2 separate regions of the Mus musculus genome follow, and region 1 is linked to region 2. A link is a loop called in an ENCODE intact Hi-C map of the cell type or tissue named here. Cell type or tissue: heart. All regions are shown on one strand. Links, peaks and the distances in the headings refer to the core of each region. The heading gives the core; the rest is flanking DNA. Region 1 overlaps Iqschfp (Iqcj and Schip1 fusion protein). Region 2 holds the start of Rarres1 (retinoic acid receptor responder (tazarotene induced) 1).

Region 1 (11,613 bases), core at 2,100-10,099, 530 kb before region 2:
CCCATGGCTCCAACTGCATATGTAGAAGAGGATGGACTTGTCAGCCATCAATGGGAGGAGAGGCCCTTGGTCCTGTGAAGGTTCAATGCCCCAGCATAGTGGAATGCCAAGACCAGGAAGCAGAAGTGGGTGGGTTGGTGAGCAGGGGGAGTGGGAATGGGATAGGGGGTTTTCAGAGGGGGAACCAGGAAGGGGGATAACATTTGAAATGTAAATAAAGAAAATATCTAATAATAATAATAATAATAATAAAGATCCTGTTAGGGTCAGAGTGCAGGGCTTGACAGAGGCTTCCAGGGTTCCTAATGCCACATGGTAGCTGAGAGCTGGGCTGGGATTTGGATCCAGATTGCTCAGTTCCGAAGTCTATTCTCTGGAGCACCCTTCCCACATATCTTCCGTAACTACACTTTGGGCTGTAGTCATGTTTTAGTTGATATGATAAGACACTGACCAAATGCATCTTAGGGAGAAAGGAATTTATTGCAGCCTAGAGACCCAGCATTGAAAGACGTCAGAACAGGAGCTCAAGGCAGGAACCTGGAAGCAAGAACTGAAGCAGAGAACGAGGAGGAGGTGGTTACTAACATGGCTCTCCTGGCTTCTTCTGTTTGCTTTTTATAACTCAAAACCACCTGCCAAGGTGTGGCACCACCCACAGTGAACTGGGTCTCTGACAACAATCACTAGTCAAGAAAATGCTCCCACAGGTCACCTTGATGGAGGCAAGTCCTCCTCTGTCTTTCCTCTTCTCAGTGACTAGCTGTGTCCGTTGATATAAACTATCTAGAACAATGAGGTAGATACTGTACTTTAACAATGTGATTCAGCCAAGCTTTTTATGAAATGTTTTCACAAATTCTGAAACCTCAACAAGTGTCTTTTTCTCTTGCAAGATATCCAATTCTGTCAAATATATCTTTAAACGAAAACTGATTGATGTTCAACATGCCCATATGTTGGTTCTATCAGAAAATATTGTCAAATCATCTTCCCAGGCGAGGTCACATCCATTCTTGCTTCCCAAGAGACAATGCCCTGGCATAATGGTAATGGTTTAAATTGGGAGAACTTCTTGATAGTCACTTATAACCTGGTAACTGGCCCAGACGTGAAGGATGATGCTCAGGGAGCTGAAAGGTGGCTCGTTTTTTTTTCCACAGGGCACCGACACTCATCTGTTGCCCACAGGTCATTCTAGCCTGCAGTCAGAACACACTCAGCTTTTGTTCCCAAGCTGGACTGGCATCCTTCATCTGGATGCTTACCTTCTCCTGGTGTGTGGGGAACCTGTCTTTCAATTTTCCCAAATGCCTTCCATAAATTCTCTGTGGTCCTGATTTTTTCCTTCTCTTGACACATTCCATTGATCATCCAAGTCTAAAACTCAGGATGACTTCTCACCAGGTGTGTTGTTGAATGAAGTCACATAATCCTGATGACCCCCCCCACACACACACACACAAACATGCACTCACACACTCACACATTTTATCACCTGTTTATGCCTCTGCTTTTTTCTTTAGGCTTTGCCCTACTGCATTGCAGTCTCTTTCTGAATTTCTTTCAAATATTTTCCTTCTCACAATGCCTTGAGTGTGAGAAGCCAACTGAAGGGATCTTGTGCTGCCCCACACGCCATGCTGGGGTTCGCACTCACTTGACCACACAGGACACGTTGCCTGTACCAAGAGAAGTTCTCTTCTTGCTTGTCTTTTACATTTGGAGTTCTGCCTCTCAAGGTCTCACTCTGACCCAGCTTTTTGGGGCTCATCATCAGCCATGTAACCCAGCACTGGAGCCTACAGTGCTTCTCCATCGGGGAGGAGAGAGAAGGCACCAGAAGGGTAGATTTTATGATAAAAATGAGCATTGCTTTTCTCTTTCATCAGCAGATGTTTAACAATGTCACCACCAACAGAGGACGGAGGCCCTAAGACAAAGCCTGTGGCATTGGTGGTGACCCTAAATGCTCAGACAAAGGCCATATTTATACCAGTTCTCTTTATGCCAGAAAATTGTCCCTTGGGAAGCAAGAATGGATGTGCCCTCTCCCAGGACCTCTACCAAGGTCCTGCAGAAAGATTGTCATAAAAGACACCTGTAAAAGAGCAAAAGGCAGAGCCAATGAGGAGGTGAAGTCTGTGTCATTGGTGAGGGCTTTTGGTAGATCCTGTGGCCCCCATCCTCCAAGATTCCAAGCCTTGCAGCCCCCATAAAAGAGACAGAGGTCTAGAAGCCTGAATGCTCATCATTGGTGGGGGACTTGGGCAGCTTCAGGGAGTTAGCACAGGGGAGGTAGGACGGTCTGCAGCAGAAAGGAGAACAGGAGGGAGGCAGAGAGAAGGAAGATGGGAGTAGACAGGGTGAAGGTGCAGGCTATATGATGTGAGCTCTCCCTGTCTTCCTCCCTTTTTCTCTCCCTCCCTCCCTCCCTCCTTCCCTCTTTCTGTCTCTCTCTGTCTCTCTCTGTCTCTCTTTGTCTCTCTCTGTCTCTCTCTCTCTGTCTCTTTCTGTCTCTCTCTGTCTCTCTCTGTCTCTCTTTGTCTCTCTCTGTCTCTCTCTGTCTCTCTGTCTCTCTCTGTCTCTCTTTGTCTCTCTCTGTCTCTCTCTCTCTCTCTCTCTCTCTCTGTGTGTGTGTGTGTGTGTGTGTGTGTGTGTGTGTGTGTAAGGGATATGAGCAACATGCCCAGGGAGTTAAGAATTTAATAACCAGATTAGACAGGACTCACTGAGCTGGAGTGAACTCTGATAGGACTCAAATTCCATTATTGGGCAAGATGAAGTTCTCTGCCCCATCCCCCTCCAGTAACTGGAAATGGGGTTCAGAGCTATTACGAGAGATAAAAAGCATTCATTTATACTTCACTGAGCTGAGACTCCTCCATCAAACCAGCAAACATGAAGTCATAAAGCCCCAGCTCTCTCCGCTGGCTGGACTCACAAACCCAGAGAGCTGATTTGTCTTCGATTCTTCTTCTTCTCAGTACCCATTCCTCTGTTTTGATTGGAGATGATTTTTTTTAAAGGATCAGGCATTTTCCTAACTTAATTCTTCCATGAAGCACTCTCCGTTTCCCCACACAGCAGAGTCCCTATGCAGTACCTTTTCATTTAACAGGACTCATCTGAATGAAATTCCTAATAACTCAGCAACCTGTGCCTGCACTTCAACATGTTCTGCAGTGAAAGTGACACTTGCTTGCAGAAAGCAATTCAACAGGCAGAGTCATTCCAGCCAGGATGTGAGGCACAGATCTTCCTAGCAGGGTACCTGGTCAGTTCAGAAACTGTCTGGGCTTATCATGAAGGGGAGGCCGGATGCTCACACTGTGATGTGTATGGTGGGCACAGACTTGGAGTGATGCGGATGGCTATTTTCTTCCCTCAGCAGGACATTATAACCCAGAGGTGGCGTATTGTTCAAAGCCGCTCACCCTCAGCCACCCTTCTTCAGAGTGACTTCTTTGAGCTTCTCCACAAATGATCTGTGTTTCTCAAGTTCAGACATATTGAAACTCTGCAGGTGTTCAAATATCTTAGAGTTTTAATGGGACTTGGGAGGAGAGGGAGGAAGAAGGAGAACTGTGTACACCAACATTGGCAATTCTTATTTGTGCCTCTGAGGGAGACGCGGAATAGGGAAGAATCCCAGAATGAGTGTGAATGGAACACTCTGGGTACTACACAGGGGGATCTGAAGCTCCTTTCTCTACCTAAAAATACCTTTTAAGGGTTGATAACTTGCTCTCCAGTAGGATTTGCTTCACTTTGGGGCTCACCAGCTTCGTTTTATTAATGTTGCGGTATAGTTATCACTAATTTATTATGATAGTCAGGTATAACAGAAAGTGGGGGGGGAGGGTCATGTGGGTCTTTCTTGGGTGGGGCTATGCAGAAGCACCACCCACTTCGTGGGGGCAGGAAAGATAAAGGGTCATTTCCCCCAGCACTGGAGGTGGGGATGGAAATAGGAAGAAAGAAGGGCTTTACAAATTGTGTGCATGCATGCAAGGCGATGTCTCCAACGGTGAGATGACAAAATGAAGGCTGATACAAAGACTCCTGCTAGCCTTGAAAGGAAAAACAGAAACAGTAAGCTGGAATTCCATAAAATCCATCCAACCATGGCCAGTAATGGGAGGTGTGGGCCAAAGCTACATTTGCTGCTGTTTCGACCCTGGCTGGACCCGTGGCACACAAATGTGAAATAAAGAAATGTGTGACTCTGTACTGCCACACTGCTCCAGGTTTGTTCACAAGCACCCAAGGCACATGCCTGGACAACTAACCTCCGGAACTTTGTGACAACTTACATTTTCACCTTTGATTCCAAGGGCTGTAGGCTGAGGGGATAGTTCTCAATGTTATTCTCCACATCCATGGCCAGCTGGTGACTAGAAAGAGAAAGAATGTATCTATGTAGTTCAGTCCGGAAAGCCATTGCTCACAGGGATAATTCTTTTAACTGAGACAGTTTTGAAAAGAGTGATGTTGATTGATTAACAAAAATCCTAATTAAATTTTTTTTTTTTTTTTTGTGGTAAGGAACCTGGCTCTGTAAACAAATCTTTGCCTTCTCCGCTGTTTTCTACCCATCTCTGCTACTCAAGTGCTAAAGCTTGAAAATTGACCCTTTTGGATAAATAAAGAGGTAATGTGGGCACTTCCCACAGGGTTAGACCCACAGAAAACAGTACTCACCTAGCGGTGACTGCATAGCTCCAGTGAACTTGTTTTAACCCCTTACTTTCTTTTCCTTCTTATTTCTACCCCTTATCCATCCTCAAAGATACCACTGCCAAGGCCCTTCCCCCTTTCATCCCGTAAGCTGTTTCTGAGCTCACAATCACCAGGACCACAGCTTCTTGCAGACATGGTCCCTCCCTGGGTGCTTACGGCTCAATATGGACGCTATCCTTGGCTAGGTTTTGAAGAGTGGATAAGAAAGTGAGAATGAAGCGCCTACTGCAGACAGCGCCACCCCTGGGCAGATGGTCATGGATATATAAGGATGGTACCTGACCGTGAGCCTGGAAATAAGCCAGGAAACAGCATTCCTCCAGTTCTAGGTTCTCTGCTTCAGTCCCCGCATCTAGGTTTTTGCCTTCCTGATTTCCCTCAGTGATGGTTGGTTAACTATGAGTTGCAAGGAACCCTTCCCCCACTCCCCACCCTCTAAGTTGGTTTTAGTCACTGCTGTATCACAGCAATGGAAAATCAAACTAGGACTTCAGTCGTAGAATGCATAGTGCGTACAAGGGATGTACATGGTTGGACCAAAAAACGTAGGTCATACTTTGATATCAATTCTTGTGTGTCTATGTTTTGTTAAAGGCAAGTGGTAACCTACCAAGCTGTAACAAGCTACCAGTGTATGGGGACCTCCAGTTCGAAAGCCAACACTTCAGGGAAGCAAAGGATTTAGAGCAGGGGGTTCAGAGGGATGTTTAAGACTGACGCAGGGATGAGATGGGAATGTGAGGTAGCTACACAAATTTATGTGAATCATGACTGAGAGAGCAGGAAAGAACAGACACACACGAAGAGGAAGAGGAGGAAACTATCCTAGAGCTACCCCACTACTTTCCTTCACGCCAGTGAGAAAACCTGACAAGGCAGATATTCTATATGACCACTAGGTGGTGCCATGAGCCCAAAGTAGCTCCGCTGTTGCTCAGCCTGATTGTTGATGAGTAAGAAACATTTTTTTTTCTTTCTTATTCTGTGGCATTGGTATTCAGAATTTGCTGTCAATTCTTTATTATTCAGTCATTTGTGGGCCAGAAATAACTCAAAGAATGTGGTTAAAATGGTGAGAACACCAACAATAGCTCATCTTCTTTCAGTCTAGAAGGTGTGTGTTACAAGTGTGTGTGTATGTGTATATATATGTGTGTGTGTGTATATGTGTGTGTGTGTGTATGTGTGTGTATATATATATAATTGTGTGTGTGTGTGTGATTGATTATTAAACAGGAAACACAATGGATCCAACCCAGAGTAGGTGAGCATACAAAACTCACTTCATGACCATGCAATCTTATAGCACAGTAGTCTTATAACAACGGTGTTTTAAAGTTAAAGTCTATTAAGCATACCATTAATTACAAATTAACAAATTGTCAAAGAATGCCTGCAATGCAGGCAATTATCACTTGCAATAATCAAAGGCAACAACAGCAATATTTTAATAAAGAAAATACATGACCTAATTTGGTCATATAACTTATACATTACCAACAAACTATAAATGACAAACATCTATTGGCTTAAACTGTCTAGTGACAGGGCAACTCGTCAATAATTTCCTGTGGCTCATCAAGTCACTATATATTATCAGCACAGTGGTGGAACATAGAATGCCAAGTCTCCTGTCAGAGATAGCGAGAGACTAGCTCAATAATTACAACTAAGAAAGGCACCTAGACTAAGGTATTACTTAAGTTAATGTGTAATTACCATAAATAATAGACTCCCAAGAAGTCTTCTAATTAATAGCATTACTAACTACTTGTCTCTGGTCTTGGACACTTGCCAAGCTCTATTGTGATTCTGTGTGTGTGTGTGTGTGTGTGTGTGTGCACGTGTGTGTGTGTGCGCGCGTGTGTATGCGCACACACACACACATGTATGTAAATGCCCTTAACTGGCTTTATAGTGTGGAGTTGTAGCTTCCCTGCCCTTCACACCAACTGTCTACCACAAAATGCCGGTTGAGTGTTTGGGATAAATGTAATGTTCCAAAGGGGAATAACCAATCAACTGCTATGACACGACGATCACTTAACTTACAGTCATTGTGAATTGCGGAGGTGATTTACATCGCCACCCAAGTCAGCTACAGCTGTAACGAAATGCCTCATCTGCTCACTCAAAGCACCCCAGGTTTTTCAATCAAACTCTGACAGTTCTCAAGGGCAGAGTCCTGCCTGGAAGCAAACCAGGAAAAATTTCCAGCAATCTATGCAAATGTACGAAGAAATCCATTTAAATGTTGAGTCTGGCGCCCGTAGCATTTGCTTCTCTCTGTCCCTGACAACTAGGAAAGAGATGGTTTCATTTGAAACTCTTCCCTGCATGGGAGGACTTGTGCCTGTCTATGTGCTTTGAAGAGAGCCAATTCCCATCCCTAGAGTATTCCACCCTCACAGGAGAACACACCAAACTGCAAGACAGGCAGGTCATTCACAGCTGTTTTTAGCTGTTCTGAGTCTCTGGATGGCACAAGGGAACGATTACACTGGTGTTGGGACTGGGGGAACAAGCCCACACATACTTCACTGCTGCTCACGTCTCCCTGAGAGCCCAGAGCTGGGGAATTAACATGGTGGTGGTAGTAAGAGATTTGATATGGAGCTGTGGTCAATTAGAAAGGGAGAAAAAAACTTTTGGAGTTCATTTCCTACATTTAAATCAATAATGAAAAATGGATGTAGCCAGGTTGACTAAGTGTATGGGCTGAACATCAGAGAGGCACTGCCTCCTCAGAGAATGGGGCTGCTTGGGAGTTTGCTGAGAAACTGCAGACTGGGATGCGCCTACGCACATCCTCACCCCAGATCCCCCTCAGAACCACTTGAAGGGAGCTCTTAGATGCTGCTTCCAGGGTTCCAGATTCTATTTGTCTGCAGTGGGGCTTGAGCCAGGACATTTTCCATAAGCTCTCTCTCTCTCTCTCTCTCTCTCTCTCTCTCTCTCTCTCTCTAGGCAAAAGAAGTATGATGTAGCCCTAATGTCATTACTAGAAGAAAATTCTTTCTAGGATGAGCTAAAATCTTTACTGTTTACATATAGCCAGTGAAAGTGCTGGTAAGAAAAGATTTTTTTTTTAAATATAAGGTTTTTTTTTTCAACTAATCAAGGAAACTTGGACATTTTAGGGTTGGCATGTGGCTCAGCTGTTAAAAATGCTGCCTGCTTGACCTGCTACCACGGAGCCTAGAAATCAGATCCCAGCACTCATGGGACAAACCTAGAGTCTGAGCATGTGTGTAACCTCAGATGCAATGTTCTGGAGAAAGCAAGAGCTCTGGGGCCCTTACACTTCCATCCCAGCTAAGAAAACATGGGTCTCAGGTCTCAGGAGAGATGCTATCGCAAAGGAATAGATAGATAGATAGGAACCTCTTGTTCCCATTCAACGGTAACGAAGACAGTACCTATTTCCCCTTTCTCTGCCCCCAAACCGTCCCTCCCAAGCACTTGGAAATTTCCATTCTACTTCTCCACTTTCATATGATCAACTATTTTAAATTACACAGATGATGATCTAAAGAGTTCCTTCAGTATCCGGATTGCTTATTCATGCAATTTCTCCAAACTTATCCATATTATAACTAATGACGGGATTTTATGCTTCTGTAGATGCATAATATTCCATTCTGTCTGTGTGCCACATTTTCTTTATCTATCCACTGCCCCTGGGGCTGTCTCTATGTCATGGTGATTCTGAGTCATGCTGCAGCCTACAGGAGAGTACAACATCTCTTGACAGACTGTTTTCAGTTCCCTTGGATATATCTTGTAATGGGAATTCTAGGTCATAAGGAAATTCTACTTTTTAAAAACTCCATGGTATTTTCATAGTGAATAAGTTTCTGCATTCTTATTTACTTATATTATGAGACCAGGCATAACAATAATGCCCTAACTCAAATGTGTGTGTAACTCAGAATCTTCATCTAATCAACAGTGAGACACTGTCCTTCAGTAGATGACATGGCAAGGCCGTACACCACAGACATGGAAAAACCTGAGATGCCCTGTCCAAACACCCACCCACATGGGAAGGGAAGGGGGCTGACAGTGAAGGTGTCATATGTCCTGGGTTATCTCTTTTTACATCATCAGGGACGTGGGTGGTTAAATGATGGATCCTGATTCACAAAGCAAGGGAAAGAGAGAAAGAGAACTCGCACCTCAGGTGTTCCATTTATAGGGATGTTTTCCACATCCTGGGTGTTTTCACCTCTTCTCTCCTAAGGCACTCCTTGTACCTGTCACCTCATTTCTTAACAAAAATGTCTGCGCCGGGCGTGGTGGCGCACGCCTTTAATCCCAGCACTCGGGAGGCAGAGGCAGGCGTATTTCTGAGTTCGAGGCCAGCCTGGTCTACAAAGTGAGCTCCAGGACAGCCAGGGCTATACAGAGAAACCCTGTCTCGAAAAACCAAAAAAAAAAAAAAAAAAAAAAAAAAAAAAAAAATGTCTGCTCTGGCGTGGTGCAGGCTGGCATTTCAAAATGGTTGTCATCTGTTTCAATAACATGGCTGCTTCTGTAAACCCTGTTCACTAATCCATGTTCTGCTTTCTGGAACAGAGGAGGAACTTATAGCTGCTCCTTAGCGACCATCCATTGTGTTCCTTCTGAGACTCGTTTTTATCCTCCCAAGCTACTCGGGCTTACTTCTTTGTAGTAGTGTATGTGCTTTGAGAGCTCTCATGGTTGTCATTACCTACTTTTGTATTCTCAGGAATACTAACATTCTTTCCTAGTGCCCAGAACCATGCAAGACTCCCCATGCCTGTTGCCAGTTCATGAGGACTCAGCTGGTGGTTGTTGACATGAGGGCTCGGGAGGCCTCCAGACCCAGCTTTCACTGTCAACTTCACACACCAGCTGAGGATAAGTAACTTGGAGAAATTACTGAAACCTCCTTTATCTGCAAAAAGGTCAGAACCCTGCCTAAATCAAAGGTCACATCAGAGTTGAACGAAAAATTATGTGCTAACCCTTAGCAATATAGACTCCACTGTAAGTCCCAGCATAGGATGGCTACATTCTCTTCCTTTGTCTTGACAGCACATGGTTTGTTTTTTTTTAAATCAGCTAAACATATCAAAGCTTTAGAATCCTTATAAAATTACAAACTAAAGTTTAATAAACCCTTGAAGACTTTGACCTTGAGTTGAAGTCAAGATAGAATTCTCATGTACTCTAAATAGTATTCATTGTTTTTAAAATGTAAGTGTAAGATCATTTATCTTTCTCTTTGGCTTTTTGTAGAGCACATTTTTAACTTTATTTCTGTTTTGAAGTGCTATTTCAAATGCATACTCTAATAGTCTAGTTTGTCCTTGCCTTGTTTCAAAAAGTATGCTTGCCTTCTGTGATTAAAACCAGAGACAAAACAGGGTTAAGTTTCAAGTTCTAGGACCTACACAGGAGATGTATACACATTTCATTCATCGGTTCAATCAGTAGAACTAGCCCAACCTATCTACCTATATCTCAATGAGAACACATTTCTTAGCCCAAAGATACTGTGAGCAACTGTCAAACTTACTTATTCACTTTTGCCTTCTCAGAATTTGTTTTTCATGTCATCTTTCTAAGGTAGCAAATAATATAACTTCCTTTGAACTTTCACTTACTTCTCAAGCAAATATTTTCCATCGTCAACTTGTTCTAAAGGATTCTGTAGTCTCTTTAGTTCTTCCTGTAAAAAAAGAAATAAAATCAGAAATTAATATCTTGTATTTTGGGCAATATTATTTGAGGTCAGTTGTTAGCAATATTGAGATAGTAATACTTAAATTCTGCGGAGGTAGCAATGGTTAGGTCTTTAAACATGCAATACGGTTTAATTCATGCTTTAATTAGAATATGATATCATCACATAAACAAATTGATCTTTTTCATCACTAAGAAGAATGTTTTCAACAGGTTTTCCAGGGTGAGTGTATTTTTATGGGTCCACATACATACATGAGTTCACAGCAAGCAAAGTATGCAGAAGTCAGGTTTGCTGACTGTGACTCAAATGAATGTATGCTGGGTTTGGCCATGCAACAAACATTCTTTCTTGTATTATGGTAACCACTTCTATGTAGTCCACACTTGCAGGTGTGCGCATGTGCAAGCACACACACACACACACACACACACACACACACACACCCCTCTGAATTTTGAATATTTGTAGACACTATGGTCTCATTTCTGTAGTTAAAAAGATACTCTAGAAGTTGATGTGGGTACTTGATAAGACTGCCAACAGGTTCTCAGTCTTAATAATCACAGAAGAGGAAATGTAAGGAAGGAGTATAGTACTCTCATCCTGGGAAGATCATTTCTTAGGACTATACTAAAGTGACAGTCCCAAAGGAAGGCACAACCAGAACTAAGGGGATCCCTCACTGAGGGGTATTGATCTGAGATTTCTAAGAACTCCAATATCCCAGGTGCCCAAGTCCTAATGTTGATATATCTTTGAATATACCCTACACATCTCTTGGCACACACTTGAATGTATACCTGCATTGCATTGTGCATTCGAGAACTTGACCTTACCCCAACCTCTGTCCAGTCTCTCTAATCTTAACATTGGGACATTTGTAACTTCAGTACATCATCGGCTAACACCTCTTCCTTCAATTTGTTTGGACACTCCCTAAATTATCCTGGTTTAGCTGAACCATGCCTTTCTCTTCTGGGAATAGCTAAATTTTTATGAGAGCAAAATCAACAGACTGTTTCGAGAAGAGTTTCAGCATTTAGAGGATTTTACTAATGACAAATTTGGCTGAGACCCACATTATGCCTTCTTCCTGAAGCCCTCTTAGAAGGGAACCATTTCTTCCTGAGATCTATATACAACATGGACTGGAG
Region 2 (11,116 bases), core at 3,117-11,116:
AATTACAGTTTCCCCTAGGGAATCCCATTCTAGGGGAAGGGAAGGCTGGCACCTGGTACAAACCAAAGAAGTTTACCTCTAGAAGATAGATGTCACCTAGTTGTGGCATTCATGACACCACCCTGCGGGACAGACTGCGCAGCTGGCCTGATGGGTGAGTCATGGCAGCAGCACTCGGGAGAGGACTGCCCTTAACTCTTGCATCAGGACCATGAAAGTTGACTTCTCTCTTCTTTTCACTATTATCTCTGTAAGTGGCCACGTCAGCTTGGTAGGACTGTCAGGGCTCAGACTTTGACTCAAAGAACCCTGGTAACATCTGAAGCTGTGGGAGAGACAAGAAGCGCCTGGAGTGAACCTGACCTCACTCCCTGTTTTTAGGATGATGAAACCTGAGTGAGCCACTTAACCTCTTTAGTTCCCAGTGCACTCCACTAAACTGTGAAGACGTATAAGATCATCCTGCAAGAAGAAACACCTAGCACCTCTTCTAAAGCATGGCTTTCCAAAATATCACACCCCGTTTTATTAAATCAGACGTCACAGCCAAAAGTCAGTCAAAGTAAGCTTTCAAATCTGTCACCAGCCACAAATAGTTATTTAAGTAAGTTTAACTTAGGATCTCAGATCTTCAGTTGCATTTGGCATATCTGACCCATAGCTGAAGTTACATATACCTAGTGTAGATATGACATGTTCATCAGAAAGTTGGGTTCTGAAGTACAAACATCAAATGCAATACGTTTCTTTGAAACCTTTCCTTGGTGGTAGAAGAAAAAATGATCACCCTGTCCTCTACAGCATCTCTTTGGGAAAGACCTTCCTTGTCTCTAGTTCAGCCATCAGAAAGAATTTGCTTCTGCAGGGAAGCCTCAGCTCTTAACCCCCAGGGTTTAGAAAACTCTAGCTAGTGGCTCCACAGCAGCTGGTCTCCCTTTGCCCTGCAGCCTTTGACTCCCTTCCAGAGTATGAGATAATGTAGATAGGTAGGTGCTGGAAGCCCCAAACTCAGGGTCTTTCTCCTAAGCAAGGACCGCTAGGGTCTTACTTTACCACGGTGATCCTCAGGTGGCTCAGACACACCATGAAATCCCCCATGAACCCAAAGCAACTCCATGGCAGAGGCCAGAGGTGCCATATCCACTAGAAAAGCATTGGCACTAAGCAAGTAGGGGTCCTGTTTTTCTGTAGACAGCCAAGAGCCTTCCTCAAGGGGTTCTGAGACAGATATTGTGGGCTAAGAACACAGTATAGGGAATGTGTACGTTTACAGGGTCTAACCTTAACAAGAGCCAAGACCTCCCAGAACATGAAATGAAGGCAAAGGAATCAGATGAGCTACTTTTTCTCCACTAGTGTCCCTGGTTCCATGACTCAGAAATAAACATCTTTCTCATCCTGTCTAGACTTTACTGGACTTCAGCAATATGTAGTCAAGGTGGAGTTACCCCTATCCATCTGCCAAACCCATGTACCTTCACCTTTGCCAGGGGGAAGAACTACAACAGGGATATAGATTTATATATGGCTTGGTTGCTAATAGTACTTATAAAAGACTAGGTGATAGAGGTTGGAGGAAATATCTTTATTGAATAGCCCATCAGTTTCTTTTAATCACAACCCCTTGTTTATTTATAAAAAGAAAGTCACTGCTGGATTTATTCTTTGTCAAGATTCTATCTTCTTTTCAATTTGTTGTCACAATTCTTTTTAACTTGCTAGCAACAGCAACAATGATAGCAATTTCAAATAGCCATTACTTTCACCTCGGCACATACATGTAGATATGAGCACACTCGAACCTCACAATCACCCAGTAGGGCAGGAGGTGCCACCCAAGCACAAGTGGGGGAGATTCAGCTCAACCTAAGTATCTGGGCTCCAAGCAGGGGCTCCAGGCTCTGGATAACCTGGGGGTGCTATCTCAGGTCAAAAGACCAACATTGTAAGCCCACTCACTTCCATGATCCAAAAGCAACCACTGTTTCTGGTTGGTTCTTCCAGAGGTATTCGGTACATTCATAACTATGTAGCAGGCACTGGGAAGTCTTGACAGGCGATATGGCTAGGGACACTTTTGAATTCAAAGTGAATTGTGAACGTCAAAAAAGAATCTGCATGTACATGTTAACAGCTTAGTACATGCACACTGTGAACCAGTTTACTTGTCCCGAGTTCAGCCCTAGACAAATGGAGGGTTGACTCCAGAAGACACCAACTACACTGCATATTCCAGGAAAGTTCCTGAGCCTAGATGTTTACAGAATGAGAGAAGCTTTCAGGGAAGATGATGGGGGGGGGGGGGGGGGCAGGCATCTCTAATCTCAAAGATGTGACTGTCCCTGTGAGCAGAGGGGCATGGCAGCTCCAGGATAATTGTCTGCCTTGTTCTCCTCCTCCTGGCTCGGTGAGATGGAAGGCAGCTTTTCCTAAGGATGTCTATCCACTGCCTTCTCTGGTTGCCTGCCTTTCTATACAAAGTGCAACATAATATTCAACCCATCTCTGCTCATTGGCATTTGTGGCAGGAGTGGGAACAGGTATCCTGGCCTCTTATGTACACTAGGAAGCACATGTTTTCTGACAGCTGATGTCCACTTTGCTTCCTAAGTGACCATATGGGTACTGACCATGGTTAGTCCAGGGGCAGGGTGAGAGAGGGAAAGAAAATGGAAACAAAGGATATGTGGGCCTTTTTGAAATACTCCACCTACCCCAATGATTCTGCTGTCCCCTCTTGATATGACTGCCAGCCCTGACCTGGGTTAAGTCACCATCTTAAGGCTTCTGGCTCCCTCCTCAATTTTCTGCAGAGCATGCTATTGCAAACAGCACAGGACACGTTCCCTTGGCTCATCGACTGTAGGTGTGCTCCAGATGTTTATCTGGTTGCTCATCCTCATCTCCCCATGACCCAGGTGTTTCGTAAATCTGCAGAAGGAAAGACAGTCCACAGATGGGCAACAGGGGGGAGTATCGTTTAGACAGTTTCTCTTTGTCCACAGGCCTATGGCTTGGTGATCATAGGATGGCTCCTTCCAGAATCCCGTCTTTGAGCACTGGAGTCTAAGGCAGATGGCAGGCAGTAGGCTGCAGGCTGGGATGGCAGGAAAGATACCCAGCCAACTGCTCCCTTTGTTCCACAGGTGTCTCCCAGCTTCACAAGCAGTAGTTAACAAATGGGTCTCAATCATTCTTTGGTCCTTCAGGATAGCGACTGCTGCTGATGAGGTGGGCTAGACCCCTGGGTATCTCCGGTTGTTCTGTCTCTCTTACATTTCATTTCATTTATTATTTAATTTGTTATGTTGTACGTAGGTAGGTGGGTGGGTGGTGGTCGTAGGACAACTTGCTTGAGTATGTTCTCTCTGTTCACTACATTGGTCCTGGCAAGACTCCAGTCATCGGGCTTGGTGGCTAGCACCTTTACTCACTGAGCCACCTCACAGGTCCCTAAAGGGCTTTCTCTTACCTGTGGTTTAGAAAATAGTAGCCACCTCTTGCCTTCAGTGACGCGTTGATTCCACACCTCACGCCACTGGAATCTGGCTTCAACCCAAGGCCCCTCTCCAGTATTAATTAATTTACTTGATTCTCAAAACCTCTGTCCGGTCGCCCACCGCCCCTCCTCCCTACCTGGCCTGCAGGTGCTCACTACCTGCTCCCGCCCTCTGCACACTTTCCCTGTTTCCAGCTGCCTCTTCTCAAATTCCCCATCAAGGCCAAGGCCACTGGTCCCTGTCACCACCCGTCTCCTCTTTCACCTCAACTAACCTTTGGAGTGGGTTCTAAGACCTGAGGGTTGTGAAATTGCAGCAGCCGCAGGCGACAAGCTAAGTTCCCAGAGTTGGAGTCGGAGTGTGCCCTCAAGGAGGCGCCCCACTGTCCCATGTCCCCTCTCACCGCGTCATGGGGACATGGGACATGACCCGCTCTCCCGGAGGCGCCTTCTGGTCCTTCTGCTTGGACAGGGAGGCGAGGAAGGGCGGCGACCCGGGGGCGGAGGGGAGTGGCCGCCGTGGCCTATTTCCGTGAGCACTGCGAACCGGGTCCAGGGAGCTCAGCGCCAGCTTTCCCCATCCACGCAGCCCCGTGGGCCCCTGCCGCCCGTGTCCATGCAGCCCCGTCAACCCCCGATGCCAGCGCTGTTGCTGAGCCTCTGGCTGCTGCCGAGCCTCGCACTGGCCGCTGCTGTCACTGAGCCCGCGGACCTGGAATACACCGAAGTCCCCCGGCAGCCCGCGGCCGTGGGGCTGCCACGCGGGATCCTGCAGCTGGCGGCGCGCGCTGCGCTGCACTTCTTCAACTTCCGCGCGGGCTCGCCCAGCGCGCTACGGGTGCTGGCCACCGTGCAGGAGGGCCGCGCGTGGGTGAGTGAGCCGCGACGCGGCGGGACACGCTCGGGGACCGCAGCGTTCCCAGCCTGAGCTTGTGTCGCGCGAGAGGCGCGGAGCCCTCCAACGCTGCCTCTGCCTTTCCGGTATTTCTGAGGCCAGAAATACTTAGCGTGTTTGAGAACCTAAGAAAAAAGGTCCCATGAATAACAGCCCCTGGTCGGGGTACCCAGTGTGGGTGTTGGCATGCGCACTGTGTACCCAGTCTACTCATGGCTTAGACTCTATGGCTCCTACCAAAGTAGGGGAGGTGTGTGTGTACAAAAGCTAAGCCAGCTCTCTACATCGCAGACACGTTTCTAGAGTTTCGTTGTTCATGGCAGGCCACCAGTGCAAGGCTTCGGGATAAAGTGGTAAAGGTTACTCAGGGGTCTGACCAGGGACCATTCAGTTCTGGTATCTTCTTAATCTAACTAGGGAGTGACAGGGCCGCCGTCTTCTGCATAACTGAAAGGGCGATCGAAACTTTTCAGCTCCTAGATCGCTTGCTGATTTCCGGACAGTGGCTGTAGATGTGTTGCTCTCTTCATTAAACAGATTTTTAAAGTTACACAACTGCGGAATCCCGAGGCAATGAGGCTCCCGGGGTGTTCCACAAAGCCACAGATCCGCAGCCTTGCATCTTCTGTAGAGTGGAGCATAAGATTTAAATTGGTGTGATGATAAAGACCATCCTCCGTGTAGCATCAGATGATGTGAATCACCTTCGTAACTCTCAGCCTTATTTCCTTATTTCTAGAAAAAGGCAAACTACTGTGAGTGTTAAATAAACAGCAACAGCAAAACAATCTTTACTGTCTCAGGGACAGTCTCTACTCCAGGCTCCATCCAGCCTTTACTAGTTCACCGGAGAAATGAAGTCACAACTTAAGATCTTGTCCTCTTCTTTGAGGAAAGAGGAGCCCTGATGACAACCTCCCTCGTTATTGGGGGGTGGGGGGGGGGAGAATTCTCTATTAAAACAAACAGACAAACAAACAAACAAACCCAGACGGACAAAGTTCACCAATTTTCAAATACCAGGGATTATTTTCTTTCAATCCAATATGATTTTTAAAAAAATCATAAAATAGAACTAGTGAGACAGTCGTTGGGTAAAGGTGCCTGCTGGCAAGCTTGTGAGTTTGATCCTCTGACCAGGAGGTGGATGAAGAGACCTGACTCCCCCAAGTTGTCCTTTGACTTCCACGTGCCTGCTACAGCATGCATGCACACACATAATAAATGTCATTTTTTTTTAAACTCCTAAAATACCTAGCATTTCTGGGCTTTTTCAGCTACCCCTTGGCATCCTTACAAAAGCAGCTAGCTCTCAACATCTGAAGGAGAGCTCACTCCTTTCGTGTCAGCAGGAGCTTGGGTGCTGTTCAGCATCTGTAGTGGTCACTTCAAGGTGACCCTAGCTCATCCCAAATGGTGGTGTATGCGCGTGAACACAGATAAACTTGGAACTCAAGGCTATGAGAAACAATGTTACATTTCCCCTTAACCTCGCTGATAATTTAACACTTATGTGACTGCAGGAGCCAAGGAAAAGAGGCCAGTGTGCCAGGAATCAAGTTCTTCCACAAATCCAGTGAAATTGTTTTCCTTCAAAGGTTACTAAAACTCCACCCTTAAAGACGATCAAGCAGGCCAGTGTTGAAGTGATAGACATCTGGCAAGGGCCTGCAAGGCTCTGTGAGAATGGAGAAACCAGGACTGGCTTCCTGGAATCTGAAGCAGGTGCTGCTGTTTCCTTTTTTTGTTTTGTTTTGTTTTGGTGTGTGTGTGTGTGTGTGTGTGTGTGTGTGTGTGTGTGTGTGTGTGTGTGTGTGTATTGTGTCTATACCCCAGGCACCTGTCCTACCACTGAGCTATATTCTTAGTTCTATGTAATGAAATAATGTGGGCTATAGACTATGTATTCACATGATAAAAGCAGAGAGTCGTGTTTCAGAAACATGTGCATAAACTCGGTCGTGATGAGGGACGCAGTTCTTGCTGTATATTTCGTCTTAAAACAAAACAAAACAAAACAAACAAAGCATGAAAGCCAGGCACCCAAATGACTCCAGCTCTAAGATTCCCTCGATTCTCTTTTTAGTGCTTCAGAGTCCTCATTCTAGAAACACTGTTGCCCTCTGGTGGTCAGATGCAGCCATCACTGCAGATTATGGTGTAAGAAAGAGCAAGGACCTGGTCTCAGTTCCTAATTGCAGAGGAGACTTTACAGCTGCCTGTGTTCTCTGCTATCCCTGCCTGCCTGATGTCACCTTGCTCCTGGCCATACACTACCTATTCATAATCAAAATTTTCAACTTTCCTGCTACCACACAGCACAGCCTCAGGACCACAGTGGGTGTGGGGAAGATTCCAGGCAGTAGTGGAAGTTCTTAGGTACTGGTTGTCCTGGATCAGGCCCAGGGTGCTTTTTCCATTACTAGAAATATTGCTTTCACTGAAATTTGGGGGATTTGAGCACAGTCTCCTGGGCATATACTTCCTAAGAAAGTCAACTCATTCTGGGATCAGCTGATTTGGGGGAATTGACAAACACCCATTTCTTATCCCAGACCAGACACAATGCAAACAGACAGGCAAGGTGTAGTGGGAGAAGGGCAATAAAAACCAGTGAGTATAAATGGGTCCTTTTATATTTATGGAGGGTCCTTTAACTAGAACTCCATGGGGTTTTCCTAGCAAGCAAGCATGTCCATAGCACATCATTTCAGTGTCAGTTATGGTTCCCTGCCAGCGGGGTGTGTGCTTGCAGAGGGTGGGATGCCCAACCCTCCAGCCTCCCTTTCCCCTTCCTCCACAATCCTGGCTCGCTCAAAACAGCAAGAGTTAAAGAGACAACTTCATCAATTCTTTCTGGAGCATTTAACTTGGATTTTGTGAGTGTGCTTGCTAGCTTGTTGTTGTTGTTGTTGTTGTTGTTGGTGGTGGTGGTGGTGGTGGTGGTGGTGGCAGTGGTTTGGTTTGCTTTTGTCATCTTTTGACCAAAAGGAAGTAAGAAGGAACCCCAACTGAGAACAATGTCTTCGTCAGATCCACCAATAGCTAAGTCTCTGGGGGTTGTTTTCTTGGTTAATGATTGATGTGGAAAGGTCCAGCCCCTGGGCAGGTGGTCTCAGGTTGTGTTTTTTTTTAAAAAAAAACAGTGGGTGCTGAGCAACCCATAGGGAGCCAGTAAAGCCCTGCGACCTTTGCTTGAGTTCCTGCCTCGGCTTCCCGCAGCGAGAGACTGCTCTGGGAAAGTGTAAACCAGAGAAATCCTTTCCTCCCCAAGTTGCTTTTGGTCATGGTCTCTAAGCAGTAGGAAGCAAATATGGCCAATGGCCTTGACACACTTGTATGCCTATTCTTCACCGCTCACCCAACATTAGATTTCTAACTAGGCAGTAAGTGAATGGCGAGTGGCTAGCCCGTAGGTATGTAGGCAAGCCATCAGGCCACCCTTGTCAGGCCAGGAGGTAGAGCAGTGGCTGTACTTCCAGGATTCAAAGTAGCATGGATCTGAAGCAGGAGCAAAATGTGTCCCCGGGGCCATACAGCGCCAAGTGCACATACTCCACTAAGAAAGAGCCTCACCACTTTTCCATCTGCGGAGCACTTTAGTCCAGTATCAGACACCTAATCACGGCTCCTCTTGAAGGCTTGCCTCCATTAATGTCAATAATTCAGGGTCAGTCTTAAGAATAGGAAAGCAGTGCATTATGTAGAACGCATTACATGGAAGCTAACACTGGGGACCTCAAGAGGCTGCGGTGCATACGCAGGAGGGAAGATAATACAAGAGGAAAGCGAAGGAGTGTTTTCTTTCACTGAAAGAAAGCTCTTTACCGCTTTTAGGACCTTCACAAGACAACAGCCAAATCAGAGGCACCCCTGTGTGGACCATGTTCACTTCAGACCTGCACCCTGCCTGGTGGGGGAGACACTGTAACACAGAGCAGAGAGGTAGCACACTCCTGCCCTGACATGACCATGCTTAGGCACAGTATAGTCTTTGCCCCATCATTCCAGCTCCCAGAGGGCAGAGTCTGGGTCTGCATTGAGTGTGGAACGTCAGCAGGGGTAAAAATTTTGCCTGGCTTTCTTTGCAATTTGCCCCCAATTTTGCCTAAGCTAACTGTACCCAGACGAGCTAGCTAGTGGGCACATCCTCAACCATTCCATAATAAGTTGGCTTTGTTTCTATGCCCCCCCTCCTGTCCACAACGCTTTAATTTGGTTTCCTACGTGTAAGACCAGGATGTTTGTATTTACGTGGTGTTGGTAGTGCTCCACATAAAACCTAGTGGGGGTGGAGTGATCGATCTACACGGGGCCCTAGAGTCTTCCTTTAAGGCTCAGAATGGTGCTACTGGAAACTGAACGCAAATACTCAATGCCTAAAAGAGTGATCTTTAATAATACACAGTTACAATGACTGCTTAGCAGTGAGTCATTCCGTGCTTAGATGTGCACACATGCAGGCAGGGCAGTGGCAGCTCACCCGGAGAATGTTTATTAAATAAGAGAGCCAAGCTGGTTAAGGCTAGTAGGCATAACAAGTGTCTAGTCTGGGTTATTTGTTATGGTTGTTCAGGGCATATCCGCCCCTAGAATCCAGTTACGAAAGAGAAGCGTGTGTGTACTTGCACAGAAGATGAATGCGAATCCACAGGCTCACCCAGCGCACGTGTCCACAGCGAAGATTACATTAGGGATCACAACTAATTTTCTCTGTTTCTTCTTACCACCATATGACAAGTTACCATAATGCTAGTGGGTTTGAAACATGAAATAGATTCACTTGTAGTTCTGGAGGTCAGAGGTTGAACATGGGTCACACTGGGCTGACAGCAAAGTGTCCCAGGGCCTCCATTGCCCTGGGAACCTAGGGGAAGCCCCATTGCCTTGCCTCTTCTTGGTGTCAACTGTGCTCTTGGTTCGTGGTTCTGTCTCTTATGCTCAAAGCCATCTGAGTCACATCTGTCTCCAAAATAAACTAGGGTAATCTTATCAATCCATATAATTAGTGAGTGACCCTGGGGAAATACCATTTCATAACAATGTCTATAGGGACATTTTTTTGCCCAAGCACACCAGTCCCGAGGCCCTTTAAAATACTTCCCGACATTACCAGGCATTATAGTTCTTGGGAACTGGCTGCCCTCGCTCCCTTTGCTTCGATCTTGAAACTGGCAGTATTTTATTGTAACCGCCTGTCTTCTGTCTAACTTCCTGGACCAGGTGCTGTTCTGACCTGACTTTTTTTTTAAATATTTTTATTGGGTATTTTCCTCATTTACATTTCCAATGCTATCCCAAAAGTCCCCCATACCCTCCCCCCTCTCCCCTACCCACCCACTCCCACTTTTTGGCCCTGGCATTCCCCTGTACTGGGGCATATAAAGTTTGCAAGTCCAATGGGCCTCTCTTTCCAGTGATAGCCGACTAGGCCATCTTTTGATACATATGCAGCTAGAGTCAAGAGCTCCGGGGTACTGGTTAGTTCATAATGTTGTTCCACCTATAGGGTTGCAGACCCCTTTAGCTCCTTGGTTCCTTTCTCTAGCTCCTCCATTGGGGGCCCTGTGATCCATCCAATAGCTGACTGTGAGCATCCACTTCTGTGTTTGCTAGGCCCCGGCATAGTCTCACAAGAGAGAGCTATATCACGGTCCTTTCAGCCAACGCTTGCTAGTGTGTGCAATGGTGTCAGCGTTTGGAAGCTGATTATGGGGTGGATCCCTGGATATGGCAGTCTCTAGATGCTGACCTGACTTTTGAACAGTCAGCTTTATTTTCTCTTTGTAGTCATGTCTTCTGATTATACCAGAAGCTTCTACTGGTCAGGACGTGTCACATGACTTCAGCTCCTTCGCTATGATGGCACAAGGCCTTGCTGCAGGCAAGGTTCAGATAACTGTTAAATGAAATCACAGTAGCAGGGAGGGTGCTGAGATCACTGGGAAACTTGGAGACGGCCAGGCCAAGGCCCTTCTTTTCCCTCCTCACTGGACAGAGACCTTGGAAGCTGTGCATATCCTATAGCTACCCTTCCCTTCCACTATGGGCCCAGAGATGAACCAAGCTGTGGACAGGTCCTGGCAATTTCCCTTCTGGTTTTCTTCCCCAGGTCAAGAACTCGAATCCAGATTCTGCCAAATGGAAGTCAACACACCTTTCATCTTGGCCCACTGAGTCTGGCTGCTAATGCACAGTGTCCACAGGAAAAGATGTCCTTGTGCTCCACTGGCTGTGGCCTGTTCTGACAGTAACCGACGTTTGTAATATAAACTCAGTTTGTTTTATCAACCCTTGCCTGGAAGGAGAAAATGCAATAATATAATTCCGAGGTATAATGTAATATGCAGTCTGTCCAGAACCTAAGAATGGTACAACAATTTTTAGTCACAAATGAGTTCTTTTTCTCCAACTGAGCCTGACTCATAAAAGCAACCTTATGAGGTGGGGAGGTTTGCCTTTCTTGGAACAGTGTGGCATTTATGCTTTCTCACCAAAGATGAAGCCGGAGGGGACATTTAGAAACAGAATGTTAGAGTGGTGTGTCCCAGTGGTTCGAGGGGAGACTAGAAGCCGCTGAGCCCTTGACAATGCAACCTGCTTCTTCTCATGTGCCTACCTCCCCCTAGATGGGCCTTAAGAGAAAAGGAGCGGGGCCAGGGCTTAGCTAGCAATGGCAGAGAGGAGAAAGGAGGCAGGATTTTGCTGGAGCATGGGAATTC

Evidence for each region. A loop is a pair of places that touch in the nucleus more often than their neighbours do. Peaks named below come from ENCODE experiments on the same cell type or tissue, not always from the same donor. Only the 100,000 strongest peaks of a DNase experiment are listed, where the experiment ranks them.
Region 1: a loop joins it to region 2, with 23 times the contacts of the local background. A loop is called at or near these places in 22 of 42 quality-filtered maps.

The regions. Positions count from the first base shown.
Region 1 is chr3:68,040,022-68,051,634 of GRCm38, reverse strand. It overlaps Iqschfp (Iqcj and Schip1 fusion protein), which reads right to left. Exons shown (of 11, transcript NM_001113419.2): 2 at 10,377-10,441; 3 at 4,317-4,397. Iqcj (IQ motif containing J) reads right to left here. Exons shown (of 4, transcript NM_177585.3): 2 at 10,377-10,441; 3 at 4,317-4,397. Among named protein-coding and RNA genes, the nearest start is that of Schip1, 19 kb to the left of the region's middle. In heart, for the core only: a CTCF peak has its summit at 5,630 (motif pointing right); no DNase peak of the experiment used is centred there; H3K27me3 peaks cover 498 bases.
Region 2 is chr3:67,508,415-67,519,530 of GRCm38, reverse strand. Rarres1 (retinoic acid receptor responder (tazarotene induced) 1) reads left to right here and starts at 4,008. Exons shown (of 6, transcript NM_001164763.1): 1 at 4,008-4,370. The coding sequence starts at 4,116. It overlaps Gm40067 (a long non-coding RNA gene), which reads right to left and starts at 4,282. Exons shown (of 3, transcript XR_001783859.2): 1 at 3,775-4,282; 2 at 77-325. In heart, for the core only: CTCF peaks have their summits at 3,882 (motif pointing right) and 6,522 (motif pointing left); DNase peaks (open chromatin) are centred at 4,040 and 6,520; H3K4me3 peaks cover 1,320 bases; H3K27ac peaks cover 665 bases; H3K27me3 peaks cover 1,141 bases.